Regions from separate parts of the Homo sapiens genome. Here region 1 is linked to region 2. Evidence: chromatin contacts called from ENCODE Hi-C or POLR2A ChIA-PET data. All regions are on one chromosome and are shown on one strand. The core of a region is the stretch at or near the end of the contact, and the rest is flanking DNA. Distances in the headings are between cores, read along the strand shown.

Region 1 (3,660 bases), core at 341-2,840, 230 kb before region 2:
GTTCTCCTTCATCTTGAGACCCAACAACCCTCCTCCCCATACTGTACCCCAGGCCCCTTTCACTCCACCACTGCAAACTCTCACTCTCTGGCAAACAGCCCAGCCTCACTCCTGGCTCTGGAGGCTGGCTTTTGTTCTGACTTCTGCCTCAATCTAGAAGACCCTCCACTTCCTCTGTGTCCATCCAAATCCTACTTTTCTTCAGGGCTCCGCCACTCTGACTGTGTTCCCCCCATCAAATGTAGGGCACTCCAACAGCCCTGATCCCAAGTGTGAAGCTGTGGCCTCAGCTGGACATCCTGTCTGGTCTTGGTTAGCGGAAAGGCAACAGAATGAATGTCCACTCCAGGTAAGAAACCTCTTCATTTTATAGACCAAGAAACTAAGATATAGAATGATTGAGTGACTCTTTCTAAGAAACAAAGTGGTTAGCGTGCTAGAAATAGGAAGTTGGTGGGCATAGTGAAAAACATTTGTTTCTCTAAAGGGAGAAACATCTGAATGTAAATCCCGCATTGACAACTTACTAGCCGAGGAAATTCAGGGAAGTTACTCACCTTCCTCAATCACTGCTCCCATACTATAAATTGACAAGGATAATATCTTCTTTGCAATATTGTTGTGAAGATAAGATATAAAGAGATAAAATATCTGACTCATACTAAGTGTAACTGTGGGAACCCACTTCTTTCTTAATTTTACTACCCTGCTTCTCTACAAGACTGTAATCTGCTTGAAAACAGGATCTATGTTGATCCTACATTCTATAGTCCCCTACGTTCTCCATAACAGCCAACACACAGTGCACAGCATAAAGTGGGAGCTTCAGAAATACTGTTTTTTCCTTTTTCTTTTTTTGAGACAGGGTCTTGCTCTGTCACCCAGGCTGGAGTGCAGTGGCACGATCACAGTCCATTGCAGCCTCACCCTCCTCTGGGGCTAAAGCAATCCTCCCACTTCACCCTCCTGAGTCGCTGGGACTACAGGCACATGCCACTACACCCAGCTGATTTTTGTATTTTTTGTAGAGATGGGGTTTTGCCATGTTGCCCAGGCTGGTCTCAAATTCCTGGGCTCAAGCAATCCTCCTGCCTCGGCCTCCCAAAATGCTCTGATTACAGGTGTAAGCCTCCATGCTCAGCCCAAAAAACACTTTTTTAAATGAAAAAGCTTGTTTTCCGGAAGGACAACATTCACTTAAATGAATGTTCTCTCAAAGAACAACTATGACTTAAATAAACAATGAATTTAAGTCTATTATCTTGTTTTTTCCATTTTTATTGCTCTATCATACACTTATCTTTTATATACATTCTCTTATATGACAAATTATTGTGTAAACAAATAAAATGTTAGTAATGAATGAGACTTCTACCCTATAAGAGGGTAGTATTCTTGGATAAAATGTAGGAGCTTATATAGTTTTAATCCATGACAAATAATTAAGTGCTTCCCAATGCTAATTTTTATTTTAGTACTAAAACTCCAAATATCAGAGCCGAAAAGATTTCCAGAATCATGCCAAAGGGTAGCTCCTAAGTTTACTCTGGCGCAATGCCACTTACAGGGTGAGAAAAAGTTCATGATTTCCCATTGTGTGAATCACGTGTACAAAGTCCTTTTGTCCAAGTGGCCTTGTCATGTGAGACCGCTAAGTATCTTTCACTTGGCCTTCCAATCACGTCCAAAGTGTCATACCCCCAGAAGCAATTTGATGTATGAATAATGGAAGCCTGAACTGAAGCTCAACAGTTTGTAAGAATTGTACTGTGCCTAGTGAACCAAATGCAGACCTCTCCAAAGCTCGCTCAGAACATTTACAAGATGAGGAAAATTCAAATTAAGAGTCAAAGGCATTTCAGGGCTGAGAGGTAAAAATAGAATACTGGTCAGGTTATTGGAGGACAAAGAACAAAAAGTTTATTTTGTTTGAGAACAGAATTGGAATTAGAATGGAGTTCATCTCATTTTAGGACTTGCTCATTTTACCAAAAAGAAGTAAAAGCAAACAAAAATTTATTAGAGAGTAGAAGGTAAAAGAATTGGGATTTGATTTCTCACATGGCATGGGAATAAAAATGTGCAAGATTTTTCCTGTTTTGAAAAATTATCAAAGGGTTATTTAGTGGGAATCTATGTTTTAAATTTCTGCTTTAAACTACATCACTTTAACCTTCTAAGCCTACCCGATTCCCCTGTAGCTGTGGAATCACATGAACCCACAAAGGCCTGTGTCTACTTGTTTTACTCTGCAGATTCTCAATCAGCCTTCATGAATGCTTGTTTTGACACTTTCCTTTTAGCAATTCTGTGTGCACTTCCCTAGCTCCTTTCGTCCACTAACAAATCTTCATTAGACTTCGTTAGACCTAAGCTTTTCAGCCACTTAAATGCGGAAAACTACATATTTTAGAATATTATCTAGGTCATCTACCTGCCAGAATTACATGGTAAATTTCTCAATAAAAGATACAATTCGACATACCTCAAGCATGTATATGTGTTAAAGTGATATTCTTCTAAGGAAAATATTAGCAGGCATCTATACGGTTGTTGGGGGAGGGGAAGAGTTCTATTTTTCTTTAAGAATTTCTTGAGAAGGAGCCATATTCCGAGTCCTTATTACACTCTCCAACAGAAATAGGTGAGATAAAAAGAAATTGTGAGCAGATGAGATATCCCTCCAATGATGTTAATTATGGAAGTTATTTCTGGGGCCTCTTATGAAATCTTTTCACTTGATTTCCTGGCTAACAGAGTGGCTAGATCTAAGGCTACTTTATGAGCTGAGTGAAAGAAACACAGCACAGGTCTTCCAGAAATCTCTAGAAGGGCCCCAAACATTCCTAATCATCTAGTCCTGTCCCATTACCCAGGAGGTTTCAGGGAACCCAGATCCTCTTTAGAGGTGCCCTTGGGAATATTGGTCTTATTGATTTAAAAATGATGGCGCTGTGGCCGGGCACAGTGGCTCACACCTGTAATCCCAGCGCTTTGGGAGGGCGAGGTGGGCAGATCACTTGAGGTCAGGAGTTCAAGACCACCCTGGCCAACATGGTGAAACCTGTCTCTACATCTCTACCAAAAAATACAAAAATCAGCCCGGTGTAGTGGCAAACACCTGTAATCTTAGCTACTTGGGAAGCTGAAGCAGGAGAATCACTTGAACCCTGAAGGCAGAGGCTGCAGTGAGCCGAGATCAGGCCACTACACTCCAGCCTGGGTGACAGAGTGAGACTTCATCTCAAAAACAAGAAAAAAAAAAAGATGGTACTGGAATTTCTAAAGAGAGCAGTGATGTGGATGGAGAAAGTGATGCTTTTTGAGGCTGCATATATTGTCAAAGAAGATTGAGGAAGCATCACTGGACCATCTCAAAGAATGATGTTTGAGAAGCTTATGCATATTATGGGGAGGGGACACAGAGACCCTGGTATCTCCCACTGGCTTCATTCTTCTTTACCTATTTCTCCTTGATAATAAACTTCCCACCTCTCTGACAGTCAGACTGAAAAACGTACTTCACCACAGTTTGAAGAACAGATCATGCTGTATTATCAAAAGGTAAATTCCAGGAATCATATGTGTTTTCAGAGTTCTGTTTTGTTGCACTTCTTAGAAAATGCCTTTATTCCTCCTTTGGTTCACTACATGGAGCTA
Region 2 (3,286 bases), core at 88-2,587:
TGCCAGTGCCACAGCAAGAAGGCATTTTAATGTGTTGCAGAGCTGGTTCTCTCACCCAACCCACTGCCCTCCTCAAAGACACTCTGGTGTACAGCTCCCTCCTCCTCCTAATTTTAAGGCTTCAGGGTGGAGCCAGGGAAGGATACCTGCTGAACTTTGCCAAACCACCTTGAGCAGGGATATAGGTATAATCCTGGGCTGGTATAATCCAACAGATAGACTTTATCTGGATGACAGTGTGCTGTCAGTGATGAGATAAAGCCAAGACCTGGCATTTTAGGATCAGTAGATTTGAATCAAAGGACATACTCAGATCATGTGCCTTAGCCCCAGTACCTCTCAAAGTGTTTTCTCTCCTAAATCTTTTTAAGTTGCTCCCTGAAAAGCAACTTTTGATTCCAAAAGTCTGACTTTGTTGAACAGGTATGTTTCTAGGGTTGTTTGTTTGTTTGTTTGTTTTGAGTCAGAGTCTGGCTCTGTTGCCCAGGCTGGAATGCGATGGTGTGATCTTCGGCTCACTGCAAACTACACCTTCCGGGATCAAGTAATTCTCCTGCCTCAGCCTCCCAAGTAGGCGGGATTACAGGCGCCCACCACCATGCCTGGCTAATTTTTGTATTTTTAGTAGAGACGGGGTTTCACCATATTGGCCAGGCTAGTCTCTTGGCCAGGCTGGTCTCGAACTCCTGACATCATGATCCGCCCACCTTGGCCTCCCAAAGTGGGGTTTTTAAAAACATGTTCCTTTGGGCACTTCCCCCCACCCCCAGTTTTCTTTCTTTCTTTTTTAAAATTATCTAAGATCATTTTTCACCCACCAAAAGGCCTTTTTTAGGTTTTCTTTTTTTAGCCCGTGTACCAGAATAGTAGTTTCATTGTTGCCAACTGCAAAAGGACCTATGTGTTGTGGATGCTGCTGTAAGCTATTTCTAAGAACAAACTAAATGGTTCTAGAAAACTAGTACATGGAGTAACTCACATATTTTCATGGAAAGCAGGAAAACCCCTTTGCCCCAGTGTTCCAGCAGCTGTCAGATCTTCTAATCATAAGCAACAATTTTCCTGGACTTGAGAATGGAAAGAAAAAAATTATATTTGACTTAGTAATTTTCAAAGAGTAAATTATAACAAATGGTGTTAGGTTGTTCACTCCACCTTTTAAACAGCAGTTATATAGCAATATCTCTCCCCGTACCACAGGAATGTTCCCATAAACTTGGATAAACTACATAGGAAGTAGCTCACATTTTCATCTGCACAGTTTATCAGTCAACAAGTGTTCACTGAGTTCCTTTTGCCTGGCACAGCCCTAGCAGCTGCATGAAATATCTGAGCAGCGTGTAAAGACATTGCCTCCTACTTCAAGTCATTCACCCCATACGGGAGAAGCAATGTATGAAGCATCGAGGGAATAATTAAGGCAACATAGTGATATCTTGGTAAATTGTCATTTGTCTACACAGCGCCTTTCAGCACACACGAATGATTCTTCTTCATTTTCTTTTAAGAAGCAAGTATTAAAAGTGCTGCAAACTTGTAACTGCTGGACTTGATCATCTTTATTCATTCAAAAAATTTAAGCATTTACTACTAAAATTATTTTGTGTAGATGTAGGCACTGTTCTACAACAAGTAATTTTGTAGACCACTAATGAAAGTTCAGAGAAGGATATATATTTGCACGTGTGCTTAATTCCTAATTATATAGACTTTGGGGTAGTTCTGCCTATTGTGTGACCTTTTATGTTTACATCACATTTTCTATTTTTGACTGAGCCTACATGACCAAAGTTGTGTCAGTTCAGCATAAGTGGTGCTCTGCTTTCTAACCTTCCTAGTCCTGTGTATTTTCTGCATCATGATTTATTAACAAGTACTTAGGTCATTTAGCTGAATTGTGGAGCAAGAGAGTTAGAGCTAAGATTTCCTGATTGCCAAGGTTTTGGTTCTTTGCTTCCTCTATATTAGAGATTCTGTTAACTACTATGAGATGCACATCTTACCATCATCAATAATGCTCTAGAGACACTGCCTCTTTCTTTAGGTTTAACACCTATGTTGTGTTATCTTTTAATCAAGTTCTTAAATGTGATAGGAGAAAAAACAATGGGTGATAAATGCTTCTGCATGAATAAAAATTAACTGCACATGTAATGAATACAACTTATTTTAAAATGTCTTCTGCAGCAAAACATTGTGTTGGTTAAAAGTTACCAAGCTGAGGTTAAATGGGTTTTAATTAAAAATTACAAGCTCATCCTACCCCAAAGCACTACCACATGCAACTCTAAAAATACCAAATGGATAAAAACCTTAAAATTGTTCAACAGCTCCCCCTAGCATACATAATTTCAGGCCGTCAGACTAGAAAGCAAATTCTAGTTATCATTTTTTACATGTCTAGTTACATGGGCACCTTCTTGACATTATTCCTGAATTGAATGTCTGAAGGTAATTATAAGCAGAGAATAGTGTAATCTAGCAAAATGATTTCTTGTGAAAATATTTTCAAAATGATTTTACTTGAACTCTGGCTATCCTCTATCCATTGTCGCTGCTTTGGTTGGCTGGTTCGAGGAGATTTCTGTTTTCTTTTGGAACAAGCCATCTAGGAAAGAAAATACAAGGTTGGGGGAAGTTCTTAAAGAAGATTGTGGAAATCCACAAGGTGGACAGAGAATATTTAACTGTCTGGTGAATTTTAGGAACACAGTCTCAGGGGTTTGGGCTCTTGAGCAGTTTAACCACTCTGTGACCTAGTTTCCTCCTCTATAAAATCAAGAAATGCTAATAGTACTTATATCGTAAGGCTGTTGTGGTTACTATGCACAAAGTGAATTCTCAGAGGTGATCAACAGTCATTGTTAGCATTATTTCACCGTGGATGCTTGAATGAGGTCAGGATCTACAGCCTGCGCTCTGACATTGGAGATACCTGAATTCAAACCCTCTGAGAGACCTTAGGCAAATTGCTGAAACTTGGTTTCCTCATTTCTAACTAGAAGTAATAATAACAACTACTGCTTACTACTCTAGAGTTAGAATATATATGCAAAATACCTAGACTGGACTAGGTAGAAGAGATAGAACACAGCTGTTGGTCTTACAGAATAATAATAATAATTCTCCTTATTTACTTATTTATTTATTTTGAGACAAAGTCTTGCTCTGATGCCCAGGCTGGAGAGCAATGGCGTGATCTCAGCTCACTGCAACCTGCGCCTCCCAGGTTCAAGTGATCTCCTGCCTCAGCCTCCCAAGTAGTTGGGACTACAGGAATGCACCA

What was found. Hi-C counts contacts between places; a loop is a spot of excess contacts on that map. ChIA-PET counts read pairs that join two places held with the same protein, here RNA polymerase II (POLR2A). Pooled maps may share reads with other maps.
Region 1: a pooled map shows a loop between it and region 2 (2.0-fold over the local background). The contact joins two enhancer-like sites. A Hi-C loop is called at or near these places in 5 of 50 pooled maps. POLR2A ChIA-PET finds 5 or more read pairs at or near these places in 2 of 52 experiments (GM12878 and WTC11).

What each region holds. Positions count from the first base shown.
Region 1 is chr1:184,328,826-184,332,485 of GRCh38, forward strand. No RefSeq gene overlaps it. Among named protein-coding and RNA genes, the nearest start is that of C1orf21-DT, 56 kb to the right of the region's middle. Within about 2 kb of position 1,591, at least 2 of the 41 ENCODE cell types and tissues checked have a DNase peak (open chromatin) inside an H3K27ac peak, as active enhancers do.
Region 2 is chr1:184,561,175-184,564,460 of GRCh38, forward strand. The region is part of intron 3 of C1orf21 (chromosome 1 open reading frame 21); the gene reads left to right. Among named protein-coding and RNA genes, the nearest start is that of C1orf21, 180 kb to the left of the region's middle. Within about 2 kb of position 1,338, at least 3 of the 41 ENCODE cell types and tissues checked have a DNase peak (open chromatin) inside an H3K27ac peak, as active enhancers do.